Regions from separate parts of the Mus musculus genome. Here all the other regions are linked to region 3. The links are chromatin loops, found by intact Hi-C in ENCODE. Cell type or tissue: heart. All regions are shown on one strand. Region 1 has its middle 11 kb from the start of Cldn11. Region 2 holds the start of Gpr160 (G protein-coupled receptor 160). Region 3 holds the start of Phc3 (polyhomeotic 3). Region 4 holds the start of Skil (SKI-like). Region 5 holds the start of Sec62 (SEC62 homolog (S. cerevisiae)).

Region 1 (5,000 bases), 170 kb after region 3:
TGGGTGGCAGCCTTGGTGAGGAGTGACCCAAGAGGTCGGCTGGGTGGCAGCCTTGGTGAGGTGTGACCCAAGAGGTCGGCTGGGTGACACCCAAGAGGTCAGCTGGGCAGCAACCTTGGTGAGGAGTGGCCCAACAGTTTAGCTGGATGACAGCCTTGGTGTGGAGTGACCCAAGAGGTCTGCTGGGTGACAGCCTTGGTACAGAGTGACCCAAGAGGTCTGATGGGTGTTGGCTGGGAGAGGGGTCTGCACAACTGAATTGTTTGCAATGTTGTGTCATGAAGGCCTTCTGGGAATCTTGTTTCCTTAGGTTTTTTGTTTTTGTTTTTACCGTTGTTGTTTTGTTTTGAGACAAGATCTTATTGTATAGCTTTGGCTGGTCTCAAATTCACCCTGTCTTCAGAGCTCTGGGATTAAACGTATGTGCCACTATGTTCTGCATATCCTTAGTTTGTTTGTTTGTTTGTTTGTTTGTTTATTATATGTAAGTACACTGTAGCTGTCTTCAGACACTCCAGAAGAGGGAGTCAGATCCCATTACAGATGGTTGTGAGCCACCATGTGGTTGCTGGGATTTGAACTCCGGTCCTTTGGAAGAGCAGTTGGGTGCTCTTACCCACTGAGCCATCTCACCAGCCCAGTATTTTTTTTTAAGTCCTATTTTACTTTTAGTTGCGTGTTTCTGTGTGTGAGTATGTGTACTCCATTTCAGTGTCTATGGTGTGGGATTCCTGTAGCTGGGGTTATAGGCAGGTGTGAGCTGCTGGACTTGGGTGCTGGGATCTGAACTCAGCAAGGGCAGCAAGTGTTCTTCACTGCTGAGCCGTGTCTCCAGCCCCATCCTCCAGTTTTGAACCATGTCTACCCTATTATGGAGGAAGACTGTAACGCAGTAGGGGTGACTGTTGGGCTGGGAAGATAGCCCAGCAGCAGACAACTTGCTTCTATGTCTAACCATCTAGGGTCCATCCCTAGCTGGGGAGGGGAATGATGGCTGCATGACATCTGAGGGTATGAGTCTCTCCTAGACTTACATGCTAACAAACATTGAACATTGTGTGTATGAATGTGTGTGTGATGTGTATATGGTGTGTGTGTACATGTGTGTATGTAGTCTATGTGTGTGTATATATAGTGTGTATGTGTATATGGTGTGTGTAAGTGATATGTATGTGTGTGTATGTATAGTCCATGTGTGTGTATATATGTGTGTACAGATAGTGTGTGTGTAGTGTGTATGTGTATATGGTGTGTGTGATAACATGTGTGTGGAAGCCAAGGGATACTCTATGAGAATCAATTCTCTCCTTTTACCATTATGCATCCAGGAATGAGGCACGGTGATGAGTATCTTTGCCCATGGAGCCATCTCATCAGTCCACAGACATTTACAAATGATTAAAGTATCTCACACTTAAATATTAAGAGAATTTCCTATTTATCAAGACACCTTATGTTTCTTATTAGCAAATGTCTAAGAAGCCCAAAAGAACCTGGCAGTGGTGGTGCATGCCTTTAATCCCAACGGTCTGCTTCCCAAGGAGAAAGAGGCAGGCAGGTCTCTGAGTTCAAGGTCAGCCTATTTGACAGAGTGAGTTACTGGACCGGCAGGGCTACCCGGAGAAACCCCGTTTGGAAAAACCAATGAAACGAAACAAAACAAACAAACAAACAACGACAACAACAACAAAACCCAGCAGCAGCAGCAACAATGGCAGTAGCAGCAAGAGAACAAAACACCCTAATCTCACTGCTCAAAGGAACTATTTGTTAAATTGTAGTATGTATTCTCCGAATATGTGTCGATGGATTTTAAAAAGTCCCCGATTGTACAGATGTATTGAAATTATTTTTAGTAGTGTGCACTTTGAATATGATAGTGTGGGCTGAGATAGCTCAGTGGGGAAGAGCGGCTGCTGCTGTTTCAGGCAGCAGGGTTCAGTTCCTTGCATTCAGGTCAGGAGGCTACAAGTTCCTGTAGCTCTAGTTCCGGAACTCTGGTGCCCTCTTCTGGCCTCCTTGGGCACCTGCACACATCTGTGCATACATGAACATAAGACGTACACAAATACACTTAAAATAAAAATAAGAGGATATTTTACAACATATCTAGTGTTTTTTTATTGGATATATTCTTTATTTACATTTCAAATGTTATCCCCTTTCCTGGTTTCCCCTCCGAGAACTCCCTATGCCCTCCTCTCAACATATCTAGTTCTTAATTGACCCTTTATTGAGATGTAAATCACAAAACCCATTAACTGATTTTTTTTTTTTTTTTTTTTTTTTTACAAATTTCTTAGATAATGTTACAGAAGTTGGGTCAAAAAATATGTGTATTTTAAATCTTTTGGCTCTAGCTTGTCCAACTACTCTGGAGAAGAGTTTGCCAGGGAAGCTGGTAATATTTTGTTAACACTTCTTTGCCTAAGTTATTTTATTTTATTTTTTTTCGAGACAGGGTTTCTCTGTGTAGCCCTGGCTGTCCTGGCTGCCTAAGTTATTTTAAAGTCGTTTTTAACTAGTAGCAATGGGAGTCTATGAGCGCCCTCTAGTGGCCAACTTAAGTTTTGCAAGGATTTTTCTTCTGTGGAATTAAGCTTGGCGTGTAAAATCTTCACAGAGAGCTATCTTGGCTGTTTAAAGGTCTTTTTCTCAGCCAGGCTTGGTGGTGCATGCCTTTAACTTAAGCACTTGCAAAGCAGAGGGAGGTGGATCTCTGATTTTGTGGCTAGCCTGGATCGAGTTCCGGGACAGTCAAGGCTACACAAAGAAATCCTGTGTCCAAAAATCAAAGTGAAGACCCTTTCTTGTAGTTGGAGCAATAAGGTGCTTTCATTTCAAACTCTGATTTTGTAGTGGGTAATGAAATATTTTAAATTTCTGTTGTGTCACATAAAAAAGTGCCCAATTTTGGGGCTGTAGCGAAAAGGGAAGTGGGGAACAAGGAAAAAAACAGTGCCCATTTTTAGTAACAAATTTAGAACCAACCAACTAACCTTTTGTTGAACTAGTACTTATTGATCACCCACTATGGTTTTACATATTATCTACTTCATGTTCGCACACACACACATACACACAGAGATACACATACATACACACATATGCAGACACACACAGACACACATGCACATACATACACACTAACACACACAGACACACATGCACATACACACACACACATGCACATACATACACACTAACATACACACAACACACATGCACATACATACACACATACTAACACACACAGATACACATGCACATACATACACACAGACACACATGCACATACATACACACTAACATACACACAGATACACATATACATACATACACACTAACACATACACACACAGACACATGCACATACATACACACTAACATGCACACAGATACACATATACATATATACACACTCACACATACACACACAGACACATGCACATACATACACACTAACATGCACACAGACACACTAACACATACATACACACTAACACACATACATATACACTAACACAAACACACAAACACACATGCACATACATACACACTCACGCAGACACATGCACATACATACACACACAGACACACATGCACATACATGCACACCCCCATGTGTTGTGATGAGGGAACAGCTCTCTTGGGTTGGTTCTCTCCTTCTATTTTATGGGCCCCATGATCAAACTCGGGTCATCAGGTTTGGCAGTGTGTGTCCTTACCTGCTGTACCATCTTGCAGGCCTAGTATCCACTTCTTCTTTTTAATTCATCTCCTTTTTAAAAAAAGATTTATTTATTTATCATATGTAAGTACACTGTAGCTGTCTTCAGACACCCCAGAAGAGGGCACCAGATCTCATCACGGATGGTTGTGAACCACCATGTGGTTGCTGGGATTTGAACTCAGGACCTTTGGAAAAGCAGACGGTGCTCTTAACCACTGAGCCATCTCTCCAGCCCTCATCTACTTCTTAATTGTCTTGTTTTGGAGGTGGTGTTCATGACAGGTTTCTAATAACCCTGCAGTAATGTCTCCTTGGTTCTTGGTGCCCAAGCACTCAAGATAACCTATTAAAGTAGAATAATGGTTTGCGTAAGAAACAGAAGGAAGAAGTTACAGACATGATGGGCCATGCCTGGAGTCCTAGTATAGAGAGTCTGAGAAAGGAGGATTGCCAGTTAGAAGCCAGCCTGGCTTACATAAGGAGACTCAATCCTGGAAAAAAGCAAAGCAAAGAAGATACAGAAAAAGCCATCAAAAGCCCCTCTTCCTATTCTTTAAAAACAGAACAGCTATGTAGTATTAATAACAGAATTTCTTGTTTCCAAAGACTTGTTTTTGTTTTAAGTTATGTGTGCCCATGGATGTGTGCACACGTGGGCAGGAGCATTAAACTTCCCCAGAGCTGGGTTACAGGAGGTTGTGAGTTCCCTGATAATGATGCTGGGAACAGAACTCAGGTGCCCTGCAAGAGCCGTAAGTGCTCTCACGCTGGGGCCAGCTCTCAGAGTGTATTCTTTCTAAATCACGCACGGAGTGAACTCCCCGGAGCATGTGATGCTTTGGTCACGCTATAACACATATGTTTTCAGTAAAAGGTTTAAAACTTGACCAACTGGCCATTGTACCAGTGTTCTGTGGAGCTAAGGACAATCCTTGTTCTTACTGCCTTTAGCTATGGGACCTAACGGTGGGACTTTTTGGATTGTTTTCTCATTTTTCTACCCAGGACTCACATACTTTATTGTTATCAGTTTCTCTAGGGACAAATCCCCTGGTCAATGGTCCATGCCCAAGTAGTTAGCCCTATACTTACGAGAATACAGGCGTGTATAGAAGATGGCATGAATCTGGGAGGAAGCTATTGGGGGAACATGGGAGGAATTGACAGAAGGAGCGGTAAGTATGATAAAAATGCATTGTGCTCGTGCATGATAAAACCTAAAAAAAATGACAATGAAGGCGTTTGAAGAAATGGTTTCACTGAAGCT
Region 2 (5,000 bases), 110 kb before region 3:
GAGTCCTCCCTCCCACATTTGGGTGATTAGACAGAAGCCAGCATTCCCTTCAGAACTTGTGGGGCTTATTCCTCACTAACAAAGGAGCCACTTTCCTTACCACTGGCAGAGGGACAAATGTCCATCTGTGGTGCCTATCAGCGTACCAAAGCACTTGCTGGTCCCAGACTCCCTCAGGATCTCAAGTACCTGTTAGGCACTTCAGAGTGGATGCTCTTCATCCTGGCTCTTCCTACCTGCTCCTGTACCGTGCACTTTACCATCACAGGCACTTGCCCTGACCCCAACTACTCGTTTCTCCTTATAACCCTGCCATTTCAGCTATCCTTGAGCTCTTCTGCCCCTCTCTTGGTCCTTTCTTTGTCTCCTCCTTGCCAGCCCCTTCTCGTAAGGCCTCGTCCGATGTCTATATTCGGTGAACAATTTTCTCTCTGCTCTGGGCTCTTCCGGATGCTTCTGGATGCTCTCTCCTTCATACCTACAATAAAACCTTCCTCTCAACCATACCCTGGAATGAGTCCTGGCCCCAGTTTATGAAAATATGTGATGCTGAATTCTGCTAGAGGAACATTTGGTAGAGGGTGGAAACTAGATACCAATGGTTAATGATAAATCACTTTCATATGCCACATACTGTGTATCACGGGCTTTTTTATGATAGCTTTTGATTTACAAAGCCTAATTTCCCAACATATGCAAGATCATTGGCTAATATAACAATATAACCTACCAAGATGAAACTTGAACCGGTCTTTTTTTCTTTTTTCTTTTCTTTTTCTTTCTTTTTTTTTTTTTTTTTTTTTGGTTTTTCGAGACAGGGTTTCTCTGTGTAGCCCTGGCTGTCCTGGGACTCACTTTGTAGACCAGGCTGGCCTCGAACTCAGAAATCCACCTGCCTCTGCCTCCCAAGTGGTGGGATTAAAGGCGTGCGCCATCACCGCCCGGTGAACCTATCATTTCTTATGCTTGGGGAGAAAAACGTCTCTCCCTGGGATGACACCCTTTTAGGTAAGGTGCCTAGAATAATTTTTAGCCTTGTCTTCTGAAAGAACAGTGTATCTGCTGCTACGGAACTATCCTGACTGTGAGTTAAACGAGGAAGGAATTTTTATTTTCCCCTGTAAGGAGAAGCCTGAACATAGCATATCAGGGCGGGCAAAGTCCCTTTTTTTCTGCCTTCCTCAGCAAATCCTACCGGCATGCACCACCACAACCGGTGTCCCTTTTTTCTGTGAAGTGTTGCTCTTGGTCTACAATTCCTATTTCACCCCCAGCTCCCAGCAAGAAGGAAACTAGAGAGAGAGGAGGAGGTCCTCAGCAAGAGTGCCAGGCTTCCCAGGACTTTCCTGCTGCATCTCCCCAGCAGCTGCATCTGCTACACTTTAGCTTGGTAAATTACCTCCCTGAAGAAGAATAGGACTTTCCAAGAAGTTAAAGTGAGGAATTATTGAGACAGTATGTGTCTCTGGTAGACATCTGACAATTTAGAGGTAGGAGAATTGGGATGAAAACCTCTGATGTGGGTTTCCAGAAGCTCTGGATTCCTACCTCAGTTCATGTCTTTATTCCCGTGACAAAGAACCTCACAAAAGCAACTTCAGGCAGGAAGGGCTTCTTCAGGCTACAGTGGCTGCCAAGGCAGGTGACGGGAGAGGGGCCAGCTGCTGTCAGGTAACAGAGAGACAGAAGCTCAGCTCCATTTCTCCCTTTCATTTGATCCAAGACCCTGGTCTGCAAGGACGGTGCTGCCGACATTCAAGATGGGTTTCTCACCTACATGAACTTCTCAGGAAATGGCCTCCCAGATACATCCAGAAGTGTGTTTCCATGGTGACTCCAAACCAATCAAGTTGGAGGGCAGGTTAGCCATCATAGCACTTTTCTGAATGAATTCTGTCAAAAGGGAGACAGAAGAGGCCTTGGGCTCACCTTCAGTTCCATTATTACAGAAGAGGAGAAACTGAGACGCAATGGGTCTGCCAAAATCTCGCCAACAGCTCTCCAGACAGGAGCCTCCTGGAATCTGGTATGTAGTCGTCCCAACACCTCTAGATGGGAAAGGTCTCGGGACAGCTATTAATAATACATTTGGGGATGGAAGAAGAGAGTGGGCTCAGCCTCCTGGACCATTGAGAAAGGCACTGGGAGAGTGTAGGCTGGCTCCTAGGAGCTACCGCTCCAGCCCTCTTCTAGCAAGGCACCACTCCACCGAAGGATGGCACTGCCTGCTCTGTCAAGCCTAGCAGGCAAGGTTGTTGTACAGTTAGTTAGTTTAGAGAGATGTATGGCTGGCTCTGTTTGATGTTCACACTCCAGAGATGGTGGCTGCTGTTTTTTTTAGACCCATGAACTAACTGCATACCTACTATTGTTCCTTCCCTCCTTCTCCACAAAAGGGATTCCCCCAGCCATTTCTGGCAATCTTCCATCTCTGCCCCTGGGGAGCTCTGGGCTGAAGCACCTCACAACCTCACTGGATTTCATCATTTCTCCTTTCTTCCAGGATGTTTCCTCTGAGCTGGGAGATGGGCACACCCCAGTTCCCCTTACAGCCCATATTTAACAGCCAGGGTACCTTTACTGCCCTGTCAGGCCATTTCTGAGTTCCTGGCAAGGTCAGTTCAGCCCCAGCGGGAGGTGGAAAGGCCTAGACTACAATTCCACTCATGGATCCCCTTAGAGAGCAGTGGGAAACAAGCAAGCTTGCCATGTGCTAAATGTTTAAATAACTAACAGGCCATAGGCTCTCAACAAATATTTGCTGAGTTAATACAGGCCGGCAAAGAAAGAAATGCAATATATGTTATCGCAGACTTTAATTTTGAAAAATCAGAATTTATAGTGCACTAAGGTAACTGCTTAGTGGCTCAAGTCTTGTGGTCTTGGGAGCATATTCGTCTGCAGACTGAAAGGTAAACTTGAGAAACTAGCTACAGAGCAAGAGGTGGTGGGTGACACAACGGCAGTTAGGAGCATTTCAAACTGGGATTAGATCCTCAAAGCCTGACACACTAGGAAAGAGTTTCCCCTCACCCTGCAACTCCTGCAATCTTCTGCCTACTCAGTCGGTCAACTCGGTCGCCTCTTGTCGCCCAACCCGCAGGGGGCGTCCTACGCACTGTCAACTCGGAAGTGCCCGCATGCAAGCTGTTTTTTCCAGTATGAGCTAGATGGAAGACCACAGTGTGGAGTCACGCACCTTACCCTGAGCAGTCTGGGCCTGACTACTGAAAGAAAAGAAGAGCATCCGGATTACTCCCGCAGTAACCAAAGACAGGAGGCGGGGCGGGGCGAGCGGAGGTGAGCCTCGCGTGGCCCCGCCCCTCGAGGGGACTCACCTGGGGCGGGCGGGGCGTGGGTGGGCGGGGCGAGCGGAGGTGAGCGACGCGCGGACCTGCCGCTCAGGCAGTTACGGAGGTTGGTGGCTTTTGGCTACTCACGCTACGCCAGGGACTGAGGAGTGCCAGCTGAGGTGAGCGCACGACTCGTGGAGGCCACTGGCCGGTCGCGTCGCGACGAGGCTTCCCTTCCTAGGACTCGGGGTGACGCTGCGGTGCGGAGCGGGAAGCCACCGCCGACGTCTGTGGCGGACGAGGGCAGTGTCCCACGGGCGCCCGGTTCCCCCGGGGCGGCTCCCAGCCTTCTGCAGCAGGCAGAGAGGTGAGGTGGGTGTGTGGCGTTCCTCGCGGACTTCCCGGCACTTGCGGGCACTTGCAGGGCGGTTGAACCCTGCCCGGGCGCACCGGGTCACTGCTGCTCTGCAAGGGCGGTTGGTACTGGAGCGGGGCGGCTGGCTCGGGGACCCGCCCTGGGGAGCGAGGCTTAAGCAACTTCTCTCCTTCTGCGGTGGTGGCCAAACGGTGGCAACCCTCCACCATGTCCCTGTTCCCCTTCGTCTCCAACTTGTGCAAATGATCTGATTAGGGCGTTGTTCCTTAGATCCCAGAGGTAGATCATGCCCACAGTGACAGAGGACACGCGAAAAGTGGTGCTTTATATTTATGAATGTATGCTAGCACATATTGGCATGACCTATACCTAGCATTTCCTTGTGAGTCAAGTTTTTAAGTTAACAGGTTACCTCCTATGAGAATGCCAAGTAAAATGAGAGCCCTAACAGCAAAACTTGTGGAACTTGACTGTGCCCTGGTTTTGGAATGTTCTGGATTTTGAGGAAATATTTTTAGTTTTTGAAAGGGTATCATAATTACATTTTACCATTTTAAAACATTTCTCTCTGTGTGTCTGTCTGTGTTCTGTCTTCCTGTGTGCACACACGTAAAAGAGGACAGCTTTCAGGAATAGTCTCCTCGTGTGTCAGTAGTTGCATCTCAGGTATTCTGACTTCTGGCAAGAGTCCTTAGCCCCTGTGCCATTTTGGCTGGCTCCATAATTAGATTACTTAAAAAACTGATCTTTTAGAATAACTGACTGAAGTTAAAATGTAAACTGAGGATTTGTTTCATTTTGGGGGTCTGGAGCACACTGGGCTATGAGAGATTGACAGTCAAAGAGGGATTTTAGGAATGCAAGTCCTTTCTCTGTCTAGTTTTGCAATTGTTTGATATTTCCCTTTAAAAGTTGCAACACTACCTTTTTTTTCCCCCAGAAGGTTAGTCACCACAGGTGATTCTAGTTTCAGATTCTATATCATATATAATTATGTTTCATAAATTGGATGTGAATACTGCCTCATCAGACTGATCAGAAAGGTCACAGTTTCTGCCCCGCCTCCCTCTAACACACACAAGAAGGCACACGGCACACGTGTATGTTAAATAGATTGAGTGGATGCTGGCTCAGCTTTTTTCACACACACACACACACACACACACACACACACACACACAGAGAGAGAGAGAGAGAGAGAGAGAGAGAGAGAGAGAGAGAGAGAGAGAGAGAGAGAGAGAGAACAAACAAACAGGGTTAGGTTGCCTCCAGTCAGGCAGTTTTGTATCAAATGTGTTAGCACTTTTTCCAATGGCTCAAATCCCTTCTAA
Region 3 (5,000 bases):
AAAGTATGGACCACCATCACCACCACTGAGGTCTTTCTGGAGTTTTGTTTTTGTTTTTATGTTTATTTGTTTAAAAAAGAGAGAAAGGGAACTTAAAGTTGGGTAGGTAGGAAAGTGGGGAGAAGCTAGGAGAGATTATGGGTGGGGAAAGAAAAAACACAACCAAAATATGTTGTATGAAAAAAAGAATTTTCAATAAAAAAAGACAAATTTGAAACCAAAAGATAAAGTAGTGAGAGAATATTAAGAGGGTGGGGCTTGAGCACTATCAGAGTCCTTACTGTGTTCTTGGGTATATGGGGGAAGAGCGGATGTGTGTATGTACCTGTGTGCCCTGCACATAAGCAATTATGGACAGTTCTGACCTACCATGTGCGTGCAGGGAATTGAATCCAGGTCCTCTGCAGGAACAAAGGCACCTAACTACTGAGCCATCTCTCCGCCCCTCAGAGTCATTCTGAGAAGATTCCTAAGGAGTAGCTTCCTTCCTGGTTTAACTGTAGCTGCCGTGCAGTTATTTAAAGTGTCTTAGTACACCTGGCACGGTGGCACATATACATGCAATCCCAGCACTTGAAGAAGGTCACCCTTGGCTACATCATACTAAGTGATAGGCCAGCCTGGGCTACACAACACCCTTGTTTCAAAAAAAATAGATAAAATTAAAAATAAGATCCTAAGGACATGTTAGTGGGACTGAAGAGATGGCTCAAATGGTTAAGAGCACTGTTATTCCAAAGGACCTGGGTTTGATGCCCAGCACCCACACAACCCTCCAAAACCCAGTTCCAGGGGATCAGATGCCCTCTTCTGGCTTCCAAGGGACTGGGCACATACATGGCAATAATGTACACACATATACGCAGCTACCTATACGTAAGAAATTTTAAGTTCATTTTTTTCAATTCTCAGTAGCTTTTCTTAGACGACACCATTGTCCTTACTAACTCTAGTGTCAGAAGTTTAGCTTGATACCGGATTAGCCCACTTAAGTAATAAATAAGAAATAAAGAAATAAAGTAGCAAATATAAGCAACTTCTTACATCTTTACAAAAATCCCCCCCCCACAGAAAATTGCTCTAAAATTTGGGGGTGTGGAATATAATTTATTCAGCTTCCAATGCACAACCAGTAAAGTACACGTTTGTACCAAACTTTCTAATCTTTTCCCTCCAGTATTATGATCTTATGTCATTTATGTTGTAGTACAAATTTTTACCCACTGAGAAATCTATACTTTAATAAAGCCAAGCCTCTAAGGGCTTCCATGCTGTTACAAACTAAAACCACAGTAGCTGTCACCCCAGGCTCAGAAGGCCCCATGAGAATCCACTGGATTCCTCCTTCCTTGTCTGTCTTTTTCTCCTGAGAAATAAAAGTTGAACCGGCTGGCATTCCCACCGTCGACAAGCCTGTAACAAGAACATTTACTTCTCTTTCTTAAAAATCAAAACAAAATAGGGTGTCACTACGTAGCTCAGGCTGGCCTCAATGAGACTCAGGAGTCTCCAGCCACCATAGGCTGTATTAACAGCTCCAATATACAAGGGAGAAAGTAAGGTGAAAGGAAAAACAGATGGGGCTGCTAACTTCTTTTAGTGGGAGCTGAATCACATTTTTAGACGTTCTGCTGTTCATTTCCTTCCAATCAGCAAACCACAGTATCATATGGCACCTGCTCAATACTACACTCAATCAGCAGTAAGGTAAAATCTTGAAACTACTGCGTGTCAAAACACTTTGGCACCGGGACCAATGGCATCCAAGCCACCACCGTAAACCCTGGCCTTTCAAAGTCTTATTCTGCTCAGCTGTGCTCTCAAAGCCCAAAGGCGGGCGAAGAAGACAGTGAGTTCTGACGAACCAAAAATGGTCAGGGAACCTAGACAGTAATTCTAAACATTGGATGTGTGCAACTGGGCAAACCATCGCTTTACATTTCGAGGCCTGGTACAAAAGAACACTTTCGGGGAGCGCACGGGCTTGGCACGGAAATACTTGCCGCGTTCAGCTCTGGCACTCCAGAGGCCTACCCGGGAACCTGAAGTTTCAAGTCGCCAACTGAGCATAGCATCACAGCGCTACCCAAGAATGCGGCCCTCCAGGGAGGGAGGCTCGCCGCCGCAGCCCGAGCCCGGAGGGGGACTGCAAGGAAAGGCCGGGGAGGTGGGGAGCCTCGGCCGTGGGCCGCAGCCGCTGTCCGGACGCCTCCCTGCGCCTCCCCGCGCCCCCGCCGCACGGACGGACGGACGGACGGACAGACAGACGGCTACGGGCCCGCAGGAGCCAGCGCGGAGGCCCGGCGGCGCCTGCCCAGCCGGACACACCTCGGCGGGGACCGCGGCTGGAATGACAGCCCCGGCCGAGCGCCGCAGGGCTCGCGTCCCGGGAGAGCCCGGAGACTAGGGTCCCCCGGGTAGCTGTGCGCTTAGGACCACACAGCCCCGGGACCGCACGGCGCAGCACGCACTCCCGAGGGGAGGCTGGCTGGACCTGCCATCCTCCTCCCACAGTCGGGCTTCTCCACCACGCCGTGGCTCCCGCCTCGCCTCCGCCCTGCACCGCCAGCCTCGGAGCCCCAAGAGCTGCCTCGGGGGAACGTGTCGCAGCCCTCACTCGCCCCCCGGTTACGACATCAGTCACCAGCAAGTCACTCACTCCGCTTCCGCCATCTTCTCTCCTCCATCACTAACACGAAGTGCGCATGCGCCTCCTTTTCCCCCTGCAAGAGCCAAGAGCCGAGGGGCGGGATCTGGGGGGCGGGGGGCGCAGAGGTCACGTGAGGCCAGCGACTGCCAGGCTCCCTCCCACCTCAACTCTCTCTGTGAGGTGGCCTGTGTTTCCCTAAGTGGTCCTTCCCAGACACCCTCTATTTCTATGGCTCAGAATCTTTGTCTTAGCCCGGGGTCTGCGACGAATATAGAAAAAGTTCTGCTTAGCGCTGGAAATGTAGAAGTTGCTAGAATACTTTCAGAAACGTGCATCAAGTCTTAGGTTCAATACCCAGCCCCACATAAACCAGACATGGCTAGGCCCTTAGAAAGTGTTGTTTTGAATAAAAATTCAAAGTCATCCTAGACTATATAATGTAAAACAGAAACCCCATGATCCTGGTTCTATAAGAAAGCAGACTGAACAAGCAGCAGCCCTCCACAGCCTCTGCATCAGCCTCTGCATCAGCTCCTGTTTCCAGGTTCCTGCCCTACTTGAGTTCCTGTTCTGATTTCCTTTGGTGATGAACGGTGCTATAGAAGTGTAAGCCAAATAAACCCTTTCCCTCATGTCCTGCTTTGGGGATGGTGTCCCCATACCTTGCAAGGGTAAGCTTCTGTTTCCTGAACCTAAGATATCCTGAAAACCATGCTTTTTAACCTCTGCTGAATTTGTAACCCCATGATGTATACTCCTTTGCCTTGCTAAACTCCTGAACATCTCTGATGACTCCCCTTCCATATAGTGTCTTACCCTTGTATACCTCACAGCCGGCCTTGAGCCCTGAGTCCCCCCATTCTTCTGTCCTGGTGCTAACAGCCAACGCTCTCAACAGCTGTAATCTATCAACCCTAATCCTTGCCCCACAACAGAGACCTCAAAAGCCAGTGAGGGGCTGCTTTCTGAAACCTGAACTTGGATGAGGCAGCCTTTAGCCAGTCTAAGTATAGCTTGCTTAATCAGACAGTTGTGGAAATGTTTTTCCCCACCTCGGGTCTAACAGAAATTTTAAGGCTAGCCTGGGATATGTAAGACTGTGTTTAAAAAAAAGAAAGAAAGAAAGAAAGAAAGAAGAAAAATTAACTACAACTATAAAACATTAAAAATATGTATCCAAAATAGTCTGAAAAGTGGATTTTGTAGACATACATACACAGTGTGACTTTGCTTCATAGATCCAAGAAATAAGCAAATCTCTGTTGCTCTTGACTGAGAAAGAAGCATAGTGATCGTAAACAGTGTCTCCTATTTCCTGAGATGAAGTGCACTAATCTCAGTGTCTCAGGGTTCCATTGCTGTGATGAAACACCATCCCCAAAGCAGGTCATGGGAGAACGAGTTTATTTGGCTTACACTTCTATATCACCGTTCATCACCAAAGGAAGTCAGAACAGAAACTGAAGCAGGGCAGGAGCTGATGCAGAGGTCATGGAGGGCTGCTGCTTACTGGCTTGTTCAGTCTACTTTCTTATAGAACCAGGATCACCAGCCACAATAGGTGGGGCCTGCCCACATTGATCACTAAGAAAATGCCCTACAGGCTTGCCTACACACTGATATTATTAAGATAGTTTCTCAGTTGGGGCTCCCTCCTCGCCAATGACTTTAGCCTTGTGTCAAGTTGGCATAAAATTAGACAGTACAACTGACCCCTTAGCAGTTTGACACAGAGACACATCACTGTTAAGCCACAAATTTTCCTTTCTTTCCCATCCCTGAGATCACACATAAAGACATCACAATATAAAACATTTTACAAACTTAGAAAGTCCCATAGGCTTTAAAAATTCAAACACTTACAAATCCAGGCTCTGTAAAATATCCAGTCTCTTTTAAAATCCAAAGTCTTTTAAAAACCTAATGTCTCTCAACTGTGGGTGCCTATAAAATCAGAAATACGTTTAAAACCTCCTTACTTCAAGAAGGAAGACCCAGAGCACAATCAAATCAAACCCAAACCAAACTCCAACTGTATAAATAGCACAGTATTTGATGTCTCAGACTCACTCACAATCTCCTGTGCTCCTCCTAAGAGCTTGGATCAAGTCTCTGACTCCACCTTCAGCAGCAACACAACCTGTCTTCCGGTATCCAGCTGACTCCGTGGTTGCTGTTGTTCTTGCTAATCATCTCATGGTACTGGCATCTCCAAAATGCTGGTGTCTTCTACCACAACTGGGCTGCACTTTCAACCAACAGCCTATCTGAGGCTCTCTTCTTGGTGCCAAGCCTCTACTTTCCTCGTGACCCCTTCAGACCTGAGCCTTCAACTGCTGCTGAGGTTGCA
Region 4 (5,000 bases), 130 kb after region 3:
GATGTAGGCCAGGCAAGCACTTTACCAACCAGGCTACCTACATCCAAAGCCTTAATTTTATGTTATACATTTTATTGATAATTCTGAAAACCCTAAAATAATCTTTTAAAAGTGTGGTCCAGAAAAAGCCTACCCATTCGCAGCAGAGCTAGGCACATTGACTCTGCTTATTTCTACTTGTATCCAACCTTTACCTTTAGGCCAAGACCTAGGGAATTCAAGGGCAAAGTGAATTTTATTTTGTAATTGAAGAACAATGGTGAAAATGTCCCCAAAGCTTGGTTTTGATTGACTCTAGCCACAGGGCTGTGACTAGTGTCTCAATTGATATACATAAAACCACCCTTTTCTCAAAAACAGATTCCTCGAGAGGACAAAAGAACAGGAAGATAATGTATTTGATTTTTCTAAAAAGACTATTATCCAATTAATTTTGTTTCTCAAGCCTTTGACCATGCTAGCAAGTAATTACTTTTATGGCTGGAAAGATGACTACTAAATACTTAGCATTAATTGCAGTTTCAGACTCGCTTAAGACACACACACCTCAGTTATCTTGGTTTCTAAATTTGTTTTTTTCTGGTTAGATCCAGAGCCAGGTGCAAGGAGGCCAGGTGCTCAGTCTCAGGACTATCCTGGCGTTGCGCCTCAGCTTTCCAGTCGGGCTTATGAACATTCTGGCGGTTAGACCATCTATTCCCCCAGACTCGCAGATGCTGCTCTTCCCCCACTGGCTCTGCACAGAACATCATTATCTTTGCTGAGCTTCTGTCTCTATGGCAATAACAGATGGGAAGTGCTGCGGAATTATTCATGTTCACACAGGCAGTCAAGAAGCGTCGAGTAGGAGGTGGGAGAGGGGCATGACCTGGGAGCACGGAGATGGGGGCCGACAGGAGCTGGGGCGGAGGCGGTGATGAGAGGTGACATTTGTTAGACCTATTGTGGGGGTTAAAAAAAAAAGGACGAAAAATCCTCAAGCACAAAAGTATTCCCAATTGGACAACTGCAAATGTAGACCCAAACATGAGTAACCCCGAAGCGGTAAAATAAACCCGGCGAGAAAAGGAAAAAAAAAAAAAAAAAGAAAAAAAAAAGGTGGGGTGGGGGTGGGGTGCGCCACCGTCGCCGAAGCTCGAGTTCCCTAAGTCTGCGCAGTGCTACTCGCTGCGCTATTTCAGTTCCTGATCCTGCGGTGGGGTGGAGAAAAGGGGATTTCTTGGTGTTTCGAAATATGACGGGCTAGCTTCACAGAGTTGAATATTCGAGCTATCCTGGATACGTTGGCTAGGAAGTCCCCTCACCCACCCCCGCCGGCGGTTCGAGGTGGCAGCCGAAAGTGGTTATCTTCCTCCACCTCTTACCGTCTCTGGAAAAATTAAAAAGAAAGAAAGAAAGAAAAAAACACACCCGAAAACACCAACCAAAGTGCTTAGTGAATCAGAATGGGTCACTTATGGAGGCTAAGAGCAGCTGGGGCAGCAAGATCTGTCCCCGCGGTGCGCAAACCGCGGACTCTGGGGCGATGGCGGCCGGGTCAGGCCACCCCAGAGCGGCCAGGCGGGGCTGCTCACCGGCAGCTGGCAGGGCGGCCGCGGCGGGAGGCCCCACGGGGGCGAGAGGCCCCGCGACGTCGGCACTGGGCGGGGGGAGGGTGGCAACACTGGGAGCGGGGAGCACGGGGGCAGGTGGTGGCGCTGCGGGGGGGGGGGCGGTGGCAGCGCGGGGGCGTCTGCGCGGCGGGCTCAGCCCGGGGGTCGCGGCGGGGAGCCACCCGCAGGCCACCTCCGGGGCGGGGCCGGGCGGCCAGCTGCGGCCGCGGGGGTTGAGGGGGGCTGCTGGCCGAGCCTGACCTCGGGCGCGGCCAGCTGCCGGGGTCGCGCACAGTGCAGCCCGCCGCGCCCTGCCCCCTCTCCCCCTTCTCACCCCCCCCGCCTCGCAGCGCGGCGGCCCGGCGGCCAGGGCGCCCCCAGGTCTGGCCCGTCGCCACACGGCGGCGGGCGTGGCGAGGGCGGCCCCAGACAGCCGGCTGAGCGACTCGAGGAAGGAAGGAGGGCGGCGGGGGTGGGGCCGAGGGAACATCCTGTCTGAGCCGGGCACCGCAGACAGCGCCGTGCGCCAGCCGCCCAGACGGCGCGCCGGGCCAGCAGCGCGGGGTACGCGCGAGGGGGGCGGGGGAGCGGGAGCACGCGCGTGCGCGGCCGAGGCGCCAGGCGCGCGCCCCGGTCGGGGCTGGGGACGCGCGCGCAGCCTGCAGTGTGCAGCCCGCCGGGAGCCACAATAGGCCAGACGGCGCGCGCGCCCGAGGGGCTGGCTGGCGCGGGGCCGCGCGGCGCCGCTGGCTTCGTTCCCTCCCCTCCCCCGCCCGCCGCCCTCGCTGTCCCCCGGGCGGCCGGAGACGGCGGCGGCGTCTGCGGGAAGCCGTGTCTCCGCAGTGACGTGGGCGGGCCGCGGGCCGGGTGACGTCAGAGGCTGTGTGTAGCGATGTGTGTGGGGTTCGGAGCGGCGCCGGCACAGCGAAGGCGGCTGGCGAGCGACGGCGACGGCGACGGCGGGCACAGGTGCGGCCGCAGGTCGCGAGGGGACGCGAGGGGCGTGCGGCCTCTGGGGGCGCTGAGGCGGCGGCGGCGGGGGTGATGGGGAGGGCACAGAGCCCGGGGGTCTGCCCGGGCGCGGAGGGCCTGAGTGGGGCGTCCGGGATGCGTGGGGGTCCCGGGCGGGGTCGCGGGCACAGGGCGCGCGGCGGGGGTCCCACGGGTGTACAGGCCTCGCGGATTCTGGGACGGGTCAGCTGGGAGGGGATGGCGGTGCACTTGACCCGAGCCGCCGGGACCCAGGAGACCTGGACCCTGGTCATCGCCGCCATCCCCCGGCCGTCTGCGCTCGGCGGGGATGCCCCGGGCTGGCCCCAGCTCTAAGCGTCCGGCGACGCGGGCTTCCGGGCTTGGCGCCTAACCTGCCCGCGCCCCTGTGGGTGCCACGGCTCAGGGTGGGTCAAGTGGGGGGAGGCGCAGCCCTGGGGCGCCTAGGTAACCCTAGAGAACTTCCCGCGGGCCGGGGGCGTGGGGTATTTCCACCGGCGGCCCCCGCAGTGGGGCGATGTGGGGAGGGCACTTAGGGTGATCCCAGTCACAGAGGTGGGGGTTGGGAGGACTCCTACTTCCTCTGCCCCCTCTCACCTCACCAGACGCCGGGAGTCCCCTGCTTCCCTGTCCTTTGGGTTGATGATGAGTGGGTGTCTCTGCGTGTGCGCAGGGCTGTGGGGGCGCCCCTGGTCTAGGTCATGCCTTCTGCCCTTTTCCTTGGCTCGCCTTGGCTGAGGTGTCCCTGTAGTGGCGAAAGTCACAGTACGGTGGCTAGGTGGCTTTCGTCCATAATTCTCTGGGTTTGTGTTAACATAAATTGCTGGGAGTTTAGAAGCAAAGCTTTTTATTTGTCGGCTTTTACTGGGTTTTCTCCAGGGAGGGAAGTGGATGAATACTCTTTTTCGCCACTCTGCCTCCATTTGCATTCTTTGTGAGGTCTGTCTGCCTTGTGCTTTTTGTCCCGGATTAGTCTTGCTCATGGATGGAGATTTCCAGGCGTGGAGTCTTACAGCTTTTGGCTTCCATTAGGCAAATTCGCTAACCTTTTAAAGGGAAAGTTTTTTTTTCTTCTTCATTCCAAAAAGATAGTATGTATGAATGTACTTGAAGTTTAGTTGCATATGGTAGGTATATTAACATGTATCTTGGGGGGTGGGGAGACCAGAAACTACAGGTTTTTTTTTTTTTTTTTTCTAACGAGAAAGGATTGTTTTTTAAAATTTAAATGGCATGCATAGTTGAGAAAGCCTCTGGTACTGAGGTTTGGTTATTCGTATTCTAAATTTGTGTACTCGTCCTTGTTTGGAGAGGCATTATTTAATGCTTCTGTTACCCACCGTCTGGACTGCTTCCTATTTAGATGAAGTTTCTTTTAGATAACTGGTGTTAGGTTGGAAGAAACCACCCAAGTGTTACCTTTGGTAAAATGAACTGAGTTGAAGATTAAGAAACTGGTTTTAAACAGACCCTTTGGCCTCTGGAGCTAATTCAAATGTAACTCCCCACCCCTTTCTCTTCCAGATCAATTAAAAGAAGAATGAGCTGTAATCCCTGAAGATAAAACTGGACAGCTTTTTCATTTAGTATATGTATATTTTTAATTATAAAAGTTCAGGTGGAGTCTTCAGTTTATCAGTACTGAGCAGCAGATCACCATTTTCAGGGACGATACCTGCCTCTTCTTTTTTGGTGTTCTTGGCAAAAATTAAACCCATTGCGTCATTGTAACTCATGTTTGGGTGTAGTTTCAGGATACAGTCATGGTATAAACTTCCCACATGCTTTGCTTAAAAAACAAAACCAACCAAACTCAACCATTACACCGAACTTTGGACTTCTTGAATTGAGCTTTATTTTAATATAAATACCTGAAGTGATTTTCTCAGAAGTGTGCTTACGATTATATTCTTATTTGTTATTAGAAGCAAACAAAACTGAGAAGTTTTGTAGCATTTTCAATTATATCTTAAAGTACAGCTAAACCAAAACAGAGTTGTACAATCTATTGAGTAAGAAAATTCATCTTTGGAAAGTAAACATTTCTAAGTGAGTCATAAGTATTTGTATACATTCCCCTTTTCTCTTCAGATTAGGAACTGAGAACAACATGCCAGTTGCAGACTTAATCGTTTAAAGCACCAGTGTGGCCATGGAAAACCTCCAGTCTAAGTTCTCCTTAGTTCAGGGTTCAAATAAAAAGCTGAACGGCATGGAGGATGATGGCAGTCCTCCTGTGAAAAAAATGATGACCGACATTCATGCCAATGGGAAAACCCTGACCAAGGTGAAGAAGGAGCACTTAGATGACTATGGAGATGCATCCGTGGAGCCGGATGGCGAGCACGCCAAGCGAAACCGTGTTTCTCTACCTGAAACTTTAAATTTAAACCCCAGTCTGAAACACACGCTGGCACA
Region 5 (5,000 bases), 180 kb before region 3:
CCCTCTACATTCTGCAGATTGGTCTCTTAGTTTTTTTGTGTTACCTTATAGTTTCTAAGTTATTCCACTCTGCATTCTCCTTCTAATTTTCTCTCTCCTCCTGCTCTGATGTCACAGCAATGCTCTTACTCTCAAAGCCTTTTCTCCCAATGCTCTGCCTTTACTTCTAAGTTCTTGAGCTCAGTTCTCTCTAAAAAGTTTTTATGTCATGACTAAAAAAATTGTCCTCAGTTTAGTTTTCTAAAAGGTTCTGTTCAGATCTGACTAAAAAGTCCTCCTCAGCCTAGTTCTGTTTCTTTCTCTGTCGGCAGCACTTATACATCTTTTAGAACACATGATCACATGGTAAAAAGTTCGTCACAAGTTTACTCATAAATTCAAATCATAAATTGAAATAGAAGTTTACAGCAGAGAATGTTTACATGTATATCCATTAGGAGTAATTACCTGGCTAAACATTCATCCCCTGTCACAACTCTACAGGGTCACAGAGAGTTAAAAAACATAACCAAGTTACTAGTGAAGTTTTGTATAGATAAACCCAGTCAACATTGTATCTTCTGTCCTAGCACCTATAATATAATCGTAGTTCCCTTTTTATGACTTTTGGTTAATGGTTTTACAACCTTTTGGAATGTGCTCTGAGTAGTAGAGGCAATTAACTGGTGACAGAGACTGGCAGAGTTCTCATTGCAGTTTTGACAGCTTAATACATACTGGTACAATTTTAGGAATCCTTACAGGATCATCATTAAGAATTAAGTCATCCATTTGTCTATATAGCATCCCTACAAGACAGTACATCTCTGTAGATCTGCAACTGCAGAGATCTGCTCAAAGAGGTAGGCTAATACCTAGTGATTGTTATATATGTTTAATAATAACAGGAGAAGCATATTAATAGTAGGAATCTTTCCTAAAATTATTTTCTCCTGGGCTTTGCCTATGGGAGCAAATCTGTCACGGATTATGTTAATCTGAGGCACACAATCTCAGGGAGATCATCTGCTAGCTATTAGCTTGTCCTGACAATCATCTGGGTAGGAAAGGCTAGAGAAAACAAGATATTGTATGTTCCAAGTTTTGTGTTAATACGTAAGAATTATTAGTTCTCCCCTGCTTCCTGACAGCAGAGCCAAATTACAGATCTCTTGAGAGTAGAATTGCATAGTTAAAAACAAAAACCACCAACCTTCAGCTATCTTAGTATATAAATGATCAGGCATCAAAGTACTGAGCTTTGCTTCAACTACATATTATTATGTCAGATATATGAAATAGAAAACTTTAAGGATTTTGAAATTAAGTTTACAATGCAAAACTGAAAAAAAAAACCACAACAACAAACAGGCTACCAGGTTCCATGATGTTTGGGGGGGAACAGAGAAGACTTATAAATTCAACATACACACACATCCCATGTACACGCAAAGTGGATATAAAGGACAAAAGAAATTTAAAATGATTAACTGACTCAAGGGATAGAATTAAACTTTATTGGTTTTATCTTTTCTGCATTTTTTCAACTTTCTTACAGCCACAATGTCATCAGAACTTGTACCTAAGCACTTAACTACCCATGTCTTTGGTCTAGAAAGTTCTGGAATAATAGTCATATAGCAGGTCGTCAGAATAGTCATATAGAAGTGGCCTGCAGTCTACTGCATCCCAACTAGTCTTGCTCCTTTCCACCTTAACTTCCCTGGGCTCATCCAGCCTTCTGGAGTCTAAGGATGGGTTGTGAGGTGTCACGTGAGGAGCGGACATTCCAAGGCTTTGGGGACGAGCTGTGTTTAATGGAGTCAGACTCTGAAGTTGTTTTCCACCTTTTAAGGGGAACTTGGCGGGACTGAAGTGGGGTGCCACGGGGCTCGCTGGGGCAGGAAGCGCCACAGGTGACGCTGTGCGCCCCGGTGGTCCCGGCGGCGTCAGCGACTCTGAGGGGCGGGGCCCGGGGATCTGTGTTTACACGCCAGCCAGGTGACTCGGGCGTTCAGTCAGGGCTGAGAGCCGACGCGACTTGCCAGCCTCCAGCGCTCTGACTCACGTGGCGCCGGCCTCCGGGACCAGAAGCAGAAGCAGCCCGCGTCGTCCGCCACCGCACGGACGGCGGGAAGACCACGGAGGCCGCCCCCAGCCCAGAGCCCGCGGCGGGTTACATAACGGGCCGCGAGCCGCCGCGCTCTCGCGAGATCTCAGCCGCCCCCTCCCCGACTCGCTCCACGTCAGAAGGAACCGGGCGGAGCGGCCAACATGGCGGAACGCAGGCGACACAAGAAGCGGATCCAGGTAGCTCGGCGGGGCCGTGGGACCGGGGACGGGCTCGGGCGCGCTGGGACGAGGAGGGACAGGGGGAGACGTCCCGAGCGGCCGGACGCCCGGAGGCCGTCTCCGCGGGGTCGCGGCGCCGGGATGGTCTCGAGGCGGGACGGTGTTAGCGGCCGCTCGGCCGAGGGCTCTGTGGTGCGTCCGGGGAAGGAAGGAGGGAGGGAGGCGCGGCGCTCGAATCCCGCGTCCGGCCCCGCGTTCCTGCGGCGGAGGGCTCGGGCCTGCGCGGGGAGCGCGGACGCCAGGCGCCGGCCGGCCTCCCTCCCTCCTCCGTGTCTCCCTGGCGTCCCGATATTAAGGCCACGGTAGCTGGGGTGGAAGGAGGGCTGACCTGCGGCACCGCCGCCGGTTCTTTGTGCTTGCAGACGGTCGGTCGGTCAGCTGGCCCCGGGCCGCCCGGCCCCAGGGCTCCTTCCAGATGTTAAGCGGCGTGTGCCCTCCATTCCCCTCCCAATGGCTCTTTTAACCGAATAGCCGGGCTTGAACCTTGCCGGCTTTCTTCCAGGCGACACGATGTAAACAAACCCTGCCCGGTCAGTGCTGCAATGGGCTGGTGGCACCCAGAAACCTTCCACATGCCAGCTTGTCAGCCTCACGCCCTACATACTGTGCCTCCCTCATCCCTTATGAATGTCACCTGAGCATCTCTTCCCCGCAGTTTTCGCCCTGTTGGGTGTCCTTTGTTCGATGCACCTTAAACATGGATGTGAGCGCCTCAAGAGCTCACTCAGAAACCAAAGGCCTAAGTTGATGGTCTCTAGTAAGTTGTTAATATGTCAGTCACAAGTTGTTACACTCATTCTTGTCTTTCTGTTCCCCACGTAGGATGTCTTTTTCTGTTTTCCTTTTATATCCATTTTTTTAAAGACTTATCAAGTTATTGGCCTACAGGCCTTTTGAACTATGTAAGTTACAGTTGAAAACAATTTTAAATACTGTGGGAAAGATACCAGTGTTCAGTGAGTGTGGAAGTTGGCAGGTGTGACAAGATAATTTTGAACAGGTTACAGAAGGGAACTAGAGACAGATTCCAAGTTCACATAGGTTTTTAAAACCAGAGTGTCAAGACAATAGAAATTTCTAATTATGCTATTCCCAGGCTTTTGAAATTTAGTATTATGGCTTAATATGGATACTTACTTTATTAGAATTTGTATTGAAGTTGTTAAATTTGTGCTTCCTGCTCTCCTTATGTTTACCCTTGGCAGGACAAATTTGTACTTTTTTGCTCTTTACTACACATTATTTTACAGTTTTATCTGCTTTTCAATATTGCCATAAAGGTAATGTAATGTACTTTTTAAATCGCTGCTCATATTTCAGTTATGAGTGTATGTTAGACAGAAAAGCAGGTAGAGATGCTTTATGGTGCTCTTTAGTACCATAGCTACAAGTTAGTTATCTTATGCCTGTTTGTTCTCTAGCTCCACCAATTAGGTAACAAGGTTTTTTGCTTGCTTGGTGTTTTGTTTTGTTTTGTTTTGTTTTGTTTTTCTCAACTTCTGCATTTGTAAGAAGGATCATTTACCTTTGAAAAAGAAAAGGTTTTAGGGTTGTAGAGTTGGTATAAAAAGTTTAAGTTAATAACTTACTAAAAGTTATTAAAAATGCCCTCCTTCACCAGAATAATGAAATTAGGTTAGTTATATTGGTTTTTGTTAAGTACTCCTTAATAAGCTTACAAATTACAAGTATCTATCCAGTTAATTAACCATTAGGCTGTAAGTTCTATGAAGTATAGCTATTTACTCTATTTGAGATGCTGGTTATTAAAAGTCAGCTTGGTATTATGAAATTAAAAAAATTTCCCCATCTAAATATGTGTTTATATAGGAGTATAGCATTTTTGTGGAATATCATACAGGAGTACCTTATATAGACCAACAAATTTTTTGTTTGTTTGTTTTTGGTTTTGTGTACATGTGTGGTTATGTGCAGATGTTAGTTGAGGCCAGAATGAAATGTCAGCTCTATTGGAGCTGGAGTTACAGGGTGCTAGCATCCAAACTGAGGTCTTCTGGGAAAGCAGTGCGTACTCTTAACCACTGAGACATTTCTTCAGCTTCCTCCAACAACACTAGGGAATTCCTCAGTTCTTATATTCCTGTCAAGAATTAAAATCTCTGATATTGGCATCACTTGAGATAAAAAGAGCAAATGTAATGACAAAGTTCAGAGTTTGTAAAAAAAAAAAAAAAAAGTCTATTCAAAGACTATCTGGTGAGTGTCCTGTTACTCGATGTTCTGTTACAGTCAGATTTGGTTGGATTACAGTGACTTTTTGGGGAGTGGAGGTATGTTTGAGTCAGACAATTAAGTTGAGAGTTCTGCTTTGGTCTTGGAGCCAATCATTTGCTTTTTCCAGGACAGAATAATTTTAGAATCTGGTGTCCTAACAGAGTTGGAAGCAAGGGGGCCATTATCCCATTTCTTTCTTGGACTCAGATCGGGTCACTGAAACTTTGAAGTGAGCTTACATTTTCATTGACATTGTGTTGTAAATTTTAATAACAGATTCTCTAACAAGAATGATTATAGCTGAAACTCATGAAATCCTTTTTCAAAAGTCTTCTTTAAGAACAGGAAATATGGTGACTTTGTAGAATAACAAGCCACTAGAAGCATTGATTGAGAATTCTGATACCAGGGAGTTTAAAATTTGAAAAACATCT

Evidence for each region. Hi-C counts contacts between places; a loop is a spot of excess contacts. Peaks named below come from ENCODE experiments on the same cell type or tissue, not always from the same donor. Only the 100,000 strongest peaks of a DNase experiment are listed, where the experiment ranks them.
Region 1: it touches region 3 in a loop (3-fold over the local background); 10 of 42 quality-filtered maps call a loop at or near these places.
Region 2: a loop joins it to region 3, with 2.4 times the contacts of the local background. A loop is called at or near these places in 8 of 42 quality-filtered maps.
Region 4: it touches region 3 in a loop (2.7-fold over the local background); 3 of 42 quality-filtered maps call a loop at or near these places.
Region 5: it touches region 3 in a loop (2.3-fold over the local background); 11 of 42 quality-filtered maps call a loop at or near these places.

What each region holds. Positions count from the first base shown.
Region 1 is chr3:31,136,672-31,141,671 of GRCm38, forward strand. No RefSeq gene overlaps it. Among named protein-coding and RNA genes, the nearest start is that of Cldn11, 11 kb to the right of the region's middle. In heart, CTCF peaks have their summits at 1,987 (motif pointing left) and 2,562 (motif pointing left); no DNase peak of the experiment used is centred here.
Region 2 is chr3:30,852,586-30,857,585 of GRCm38, forward strand. It overlaps Gpr160 (G protein-coupled receptor 160), which reads left to right and starts at 3,365. Exons shown (of 4, transcript NM_001134385.2): 1 at 3,365-3,660. It overlaps Gm42199 (a long non-coding RNA gene), which reads right to left and starts at 3,224. Exons shown (of 3, transcript XR_880730.3): 1 at 3,034-3,224; 2 at 1,549-1,893. In heart, a CTCF peak has its summit at 3,106 (motif pointing right); a DNase peak (open chromatin) is centred at 3,126; H3K4me3 peaks cover 1,306 bases; H3K27ac peaks cover 917 bases; H3K27me3 peaks cover 2,661 bases.
Region 3 is chr3:30,966,715-30,971,714 of GRCm38, forward strand. It overlaps Phc3 (polyhomeotic 3), which reads right to left and starts at 2,701. Exons shown (of 15, transcript NM_001165954.1): 1 at 2,660-2,701. The coding sequence starts at 2,673. In heart, no CTCF peak of the experiment used is centred here; DNase peaks (open chromatin) are centred at 2,027 and 2,707; H3K4me3 peaks cover 1,975 bases; H3K27ac peaks cover 2,325 bases.
Region 4 is chr3:31,092,597-31,097,596 of GRCm38, forward strand. Skil (SKI-like) reads left to right here and starts at 2,462. Exons shown (of 7, transcript NM_001039090.2): 1 at 2,462-2,561; 2 at 4,107-5,000. The coding sequence starts at 4,735. In heart, no CTCF peak of the experiment used is centred here; DNase peaks (open chromatin) are centred at 1,245, 1,575, 2,125, 3,005 and 1 weaker place; H3K4me3 peaks cover 3,804 bases; H3K27ac peaks cover 3,510 bases.
Region 5 is chr3:30,791,095-30,796,094 of GRCm38, forward strand. It overlaps Sec62 (SEC62 homolog (S. cerevisiae)), which reads left to right and starts at 1,782. Exons shown (of 8, transcript NM_027016.2): 1 at 1,782-2,289. The coding sequence starts at 2,254. In heart, no CTCF peak of the experiment used is centred here; a DNase peak (open chromatin) is centred at 2,197; H3K4me3 peaks cover 2,282 bases; H3K27ac peaks cover 1,762 bases.